2 separate regions of the Homo sapiens genome follow, and region 2 is linked to region 1. Evidence: chromatin loops called from intact Hi-C (ENCODE). Cell type or tissue: PC-3. All regions are shown on one strand. Links, peaks and the distances in the headings refer to the core of each region. The heading gives the core; the rest is flanking DNA. Region 1 overlaps BICD1 (BICD cargo adaptor 1). Region 2 overlaps BICD1 (BICD cargo adaptor 1).

Region 1 (2,923 bases), core at 120-2,619:
TGATAGGAAGATGGCCTTCTCAACCCCTTTGCATCTGTGTGGGGCCAGGAGACTAAACACCGCCAGTTGATTATGAGGAGGAATGACGTGTGGCACTTCCAGACCTAGCTCACAAACGTGGCAAAATCCACTCTCCCCCAACTCCTTGAGCCTGTCTCTCCAAATTGCTGCATAGAGGCAATGTTTCCAGGAGAACCTCACCTGGCCAGAAACATCTGCCTTGAACATGGTTAGAACAAATGAAACTTTTTTGTATTAAAACACTTGAGATTCTGTGGCTCTTCGTTACTGTGTTACCCTATCCTGACCTTGCTTTGTGGTTTATTTAATGATGCACATTTACTAGAGTGGTGTACATTCAATAGTGAGGTGGCCACATACAACATACCCCTAAAACATTGCTGAAAGTACACAGCCATTTCTACTATAAAAATATAAGTATATGAGTGAAGAACTGATTTTTGAATTTTGCTTTAATTAATTTAAATTTAAGTGGTCACATGTGGGTAGTGGCCACCGTATTGGACCACAGAACCTTAAGCAGTAGGAAGCTTTTTGCTACGTGATGTATTATAAATCTTTCCACTGTCTCAGCAATCTAAACATAAAACCAACATGTCTAAATTTCACACTTTCTAGATGATGAAGAGTCATAAAATGAACAGAAAGTCTTTATATGGTGTTTCAGGGGGACAGTTGTGACATTGGAGTGCTGGTCAAAGTTCTTTATTATTTTTTATTTGTTTCCAAATATGGAGTGCAGAAAACCAAATGGTGGAATGGACATTTTTGCCAAAGTATAATTGTGGTCTTTAATGATGTAAAATAAAATACCATATTCATTTCTGAATTTTTTTCATCGTGAAGTGTGTGAGATGTGACTTGACAACTTTGCAAATGTCGTGCCTCTGCTTAAATCTCTGCATTATATTTATGGAAATGTTTGAGATCCTGGAAACCATTTAGAGGTGTTATAAAATACTTTATTTCTTGAGGTCCAAAAGACTTCAAAATAGGGGCTGAGTGATATAATGGAAAGAACACTGGATTAGGAGCCAGAATATCTGGGTTATGTTGCCTGCTCTCTCACTAACTGGCTCAGTGAATTTGGGCAGGTTATTTGAACTCTCTGGATCTCGGTTTCTTCTATGGTGAGTTTATGGGCTTAGATTAATCACCCACCTCTAAAATTCCAGGTCTTTTCTTTTTTCTGACTTTAGGTCAGGTCTTTTCTTGTGAAGTATTAAAACTGAGCCCACCCATGTCAATATAACTTAACTCTTTGTTCCACGAAATTCGTGCCCAGGAAGATAAGACAGTAAATTAATAAATAAATTCACTGTTTGCTTTAGGAAAGTCTTGCAAATCAATTTATCAGGACAAACAGTTTGCTCATCTGGGCAAACAGTTGTCTTATTAAAACAATATATTGCTCACCTGGGCAAACAGCTTGACAAGTTTGTGAAAGAATGTCACTATGCATTGTGGTTTTGAAAATGAATCTATGGGCTGGGCGCGGTGGCTCACGTCTGTAATCTCAGCACTTTGGGAGGCCGAGGCGGGCAGATCACAAGGTCAGGAGTTGGAGACCAGCCTGACCAACATGGTGAAACCCCGTCTGTACTAAAAATACAAAAATTATTCGGGCGTGGTGGCGCGCTCCTATAATCCCAGCTACTCAGGAGGCTGAGGCATGAAAATCGCTTGAACCTGGGAGGCGGAGGTTGCAGTGAGCCAAGATTGTGCCCCCGCACTCCAGCCTGGGCAACAGAGCGAGACTCCATATCAAAAAAAAGGAAAAAGAAAAAAGAAAATGATTCTATGGAAACAGCAGACACTGGGGACTCCAAAAGAAGGACAAAGATGTAAGAACTACCTATTGGGTACTATGTTTATTATTTGGGTAAGGAATTCAGCAGGAACCCAAACCTCCCACATCACACAATATATCCATCTAACAAACCTGCACATGTACCCCTGAATCTAAATTTTGTTGTTGTTGTTGTTTTTTGAGACGGAGTCTCGCTCTGTCACGCAGGCTGGAATCTACTATAAATGCATTTTTTTTTTTTTAGACGGAGTCTCGCTCTGTTGCCCAGGCTAGAGTGCAATGGCACGATCTCGGCTCACTGCAACCTCCGCCTCCCGGGTTCATGCAATTCTCCCACCTCAGCCTCCTGAATAGCTGGGATTACAGAAACCTGCCATCATGCCTGGCTAATTTTTGTATTTTTGTAGAGACGGGGTTTCACCATGTGGGCTGGGCTGGTCTTGAACTCCTGACCTCAGGTGATCCACCCACCTCGGCCTCCCAAAGTACTGGGATTACAGTCATGAGCCACTGCGCCTGGCCAACTATAAATGCAATTTTATTTACTATTTAACTGGGAGTAGAATATCTTAGTATGTAAGTCTAGGTATTTTTCCAACTAGCACAACACTTCAGATAGTTTATATATTGGTGAGATTAATTACAAGATTAGTGAGCACATCATAGACATTGAGTTAATTATGACAAGGTGAATGAACAAAACCAATTTTCTGTGTCAAACGTAGTTTACAACTTTATGTAAACATTTATCGTATACATTGTAAGAAATTCAGTTTTCTGTAAAAAAATACGTAGTCTTAAGTTTACAATTCAAAACCCATAGAGGTTCCCTGACATTACCTGCCAACATTTAAGAGCTACTTATTAGTTTGAAGAGAGACAGAGTATGTGCACATTTAAACTTAAGGCAGAAATTTGTGTCTGTTGGCCTAAGTGTTCTTTGTTCACTGGGCTCTGAAGACCATCAAATAAAAGTAATTCTTAACTTAGTGTTTTTGGCACTGAATCTTGAATTCCTTTTTTTTTTTTTGAGACAGAGTCTCACTCTATTGCCCAGGATGGAGTGCAGTGGTGCAATCTTGGCTCACTGCA
Region 2 (2,923 bases), core at 307-2,806, 120 kb after region 1:
CCCTTCTGATTTCCATACTCCTTCATCCCAAGTCACCTGCAAAGCAGTAAATCATGTTGAGCATGCGTTTCTGGATTCCTCTCTTCCTCCACACTTCATCCTCAGTTTCCCCCTGCTTCCTGGCTAACAAATTGAGATTCCTATAATCAGAGAATGAACCTTTCATTTCACTACCAGAGATAAAGTAAAAAATGCATGTTTTTGCTTGAAGTAACAACCTAGTTGAAATGCAGTCAGTCAGCAAGTATAAAGGAAAGGTGACTGGATGCTTTAGTGTGGGAAAGGTTGTTTGCTCGGTGGAAAAGGTTGGAGAGAGTCAGTCACAGGGCAGGAGCAGTGAACTCAAATGACCACAAGCAGCTTATAAATAGCATTAAGTACAAGATGTAAACAAAAAGTAGAGGCCGAGTGCAGTGGCTCACGCCTGTAATCCCAGCACTTCGGGAGGCTGAGGTGGAAGGATTGCTTCGGTCCAGGAGTTTGAGACCAGCCTGGGCAACATGGTACAAAACCTTGTCTCTACAAAAAGAAAAAAAAAGCCAAGCATGGAGGTATGCGCCTGCAATCCCAGCTACCCAGGAGGCTGAGGTGGGAGGATTGATTGAGACTGGGAGATCAAGGCTGTAGTGAGCTGTGATCAAGCCACTGTACTCTAGCCTGGGCAACAGAGCAAGACCCTGTCACAAACAAACAAACAAAAGAAAAAGTAGATGGAAAAGGAACAGCCAGTGCTCACTTACAGGTGATTTTTGTGCTCTGTGAAGGTGGGCCCAGTGTTGCCTGAATTATTTATTTATTTTTATTTACTTATTTTTAGACGGAGTCTTGCTCTGTCGCCCAGGCTGGAGTGCAGTGGCGCGATCTCGGCTCACTGCAACCTCTGCTTCCTGGGTTCACGCCATTCTCCTGCCTCAGCCTTCTGAGTAGCTGGGACTACATGCACCTGCCACCACGCCCCACTAATTTTTTGTATTTTTAGTAGAGACGGGGTTTCACTGTGTTAGCTAGGATGGTCTTGATCTCCTGACCTCGTGATCCGCCCGCCTCAGCCTCCCAAAGTGCTGGGATTACAGGCGTGAGCCACTGAGCCCAGCCCGAACTTTTGATTTTTTTAAAAAAGAAATCAGAAGTTTTCAAATGTTTGTGAAATCATCAGTTTTCTAAATATTGGCAATCAATTCCAAAAGTTTTATAACGTGTTACAAGCCAAATAAAGCACATCTATAGGCTCGATGGTCTATGGGCACCCCTTGTGATCTCTGCTTTAAATCATTTGATGTCTGAATTGGTGGAAGGGACACGGGAGCACACACCAGCCTGGGGAGCCCACTAGAGTACAGAATGCAAACTACAGGGACACATGCCTTTGAGCAGGTAGTAGATAGCCAGGGCCTGTCAAGTTATTAGGTGTCCCAGGCCAGGTAATAACTCCTTGGAGTTGTGAAAAGTATATTTCATTTCCATGCCATCATGTTTGTAACATGCTATTTATAGTGCCCAGTTATCATTTTTCCCAAAGTGCAATTTTTCTCCCATGAAGTACTCATAATCTTAAGTAATGTAGTTGATATGTAACCCAGAAACTCCTACTTGATTAGAAGACAGTTATTGGTAGTATGCCATTGATAGATTTGTTAATTTTTTGTTATATTTATTCAAATGCATATTCATGGTAGAACAATTAGCACTTTCTAGTTTTCATTCTAAATAATGGATATTATAAATAATGGTCTCCAATATTGACTCTTTTGAGTAATTCTATCAGGGACATGTTGAAATTCCAATGACCATTTTTTTTTTTTTTTTTGCCTTAGAGGCATCTTTTGTACATAATGTATTTCTTTTTTTTTTTTTTTCCCTCAAGACAGGGCCTCACTCTGCCACCCAGATTGGAGTGCAGTGACACCATCAGGGCTCACTGCAGCCTTGACCTCCCTGGGCCCGAGTGATCCTCCCACCTCATCCTCCCGAATAGCTGGGACTATAGGTGCACGCCACCACACCTGGCTAATTTTCTTATTTTTTGTAGAGAGAGGGTTTCATTATGTTGCCCAGGCTGGTCTCAAACTCCTGTGCTCAAGCAATTCACCGAGATTACAGGCCTGAGATTACAGGTGCTGAGATTACAGGCCTGAGCCACCGTGCCCAGTCCTCATAATGCATTTCACACACCATAGTGTGGTGAGCACATTCTTTCACTGAAATAACACTATCCATATTCACATATACAACTGGCATTGTTAGAAACATCTGCTATACATATGTCTTTATGAGTTGCATCCTATTAGAGCACCACAGTGTTTCGGTGACCAGTGAGTGCTGGTTTACCATCAGCTTTCATTGTTCCCTTCTGACGGTGTATTTCTCAGTTTTTTCCTGGGCCCAGTGCTGCCCAGAGTAAAGGCTACATTCTTCACTCCTCCTCGCAGCCAAATGGCATAAGACTAGTACCAGCCAATGATATATAACAAGTGATGTGGGTAACTTTTAATGTCCTTAAAGGGAGACAGTGTGCTCCTTATTTTGTGCCACCGCTTAGAACATGATCAAATGGCAAGCCACCTGAGATAGTATGGTCTAGACTAGAAGGCTGTACAACAACAGAGGAAGAGCCTGGCTCCTGGATGACCTCATGGAGCAGAGATTCCATGAGGAATCTCCTCCTGTCTACCTCCATACTGTTACATAAGAGAAAAACCTCTGGCTGGGCGTGGTGGCTCACGCCTGTAATCCCAGCACTTTGGGAGGCTGAGGTGGGTGGATCACAAGGTCAGGAGATTGAAATCATCCTAGCTAACATGGTGAAACCCTGTCTCTACTAAAAATACAAAAAAATTAGCCAGGCGTGGTGACGGGCACTTGTAGTCCCAGCTACTCAGGAGGCTGAGGCAGGAGAATGGCGTCAACCAGGAGGTAGAGCTTG

What was found. A loop is a pair of places that touch in the nucleus more often than their neighbours do. Peaks named below come from ENCODE experiments on the same cell type or tissue, not always from the same donor. Only the 100,000 strongest peaks of a DNase experiment are listed, where the experiment ranks them.
Region 2: a loop joins it to region 1, with 3.0 times the contacts of the local background. A loop is called at or near these places in 1 of 110 quality-filtered maps.

What each region holds. Positions count from the first base shown.
Region 1 is chr12:32,185,885-32,188,807 of GRCh38, forward strand. All of the region lies in intron 1 of BICD1 (BICD cargo adaptor 1), which reads left to right. Among named protein-coding and RNA genes, the nearest start is that of BICD1-AS1, 80 kb to the left of the region's middle. In PC-3, for the core only: no CTCF peak of the experiment used is centred there; a DNase peak (open chromatin) is centred at 1,407; H3K27ac peaks cover 1,695 bases.
Region 2 is chr12:32,301,091-32,304,013 of GRCh38, forward strand. The region is part of intron 3 of BICD1 (BICD cargo adaptor 1); the gene reads left to right. Among named protein-coding and RNA genes, the nearest start is that of FGD4, 97 kb to the right of the region's middle. In PC-3, for the core only: a CTCF peak has its summit at 1,333; a DNase peak (open chromatin) is centred at 1,331.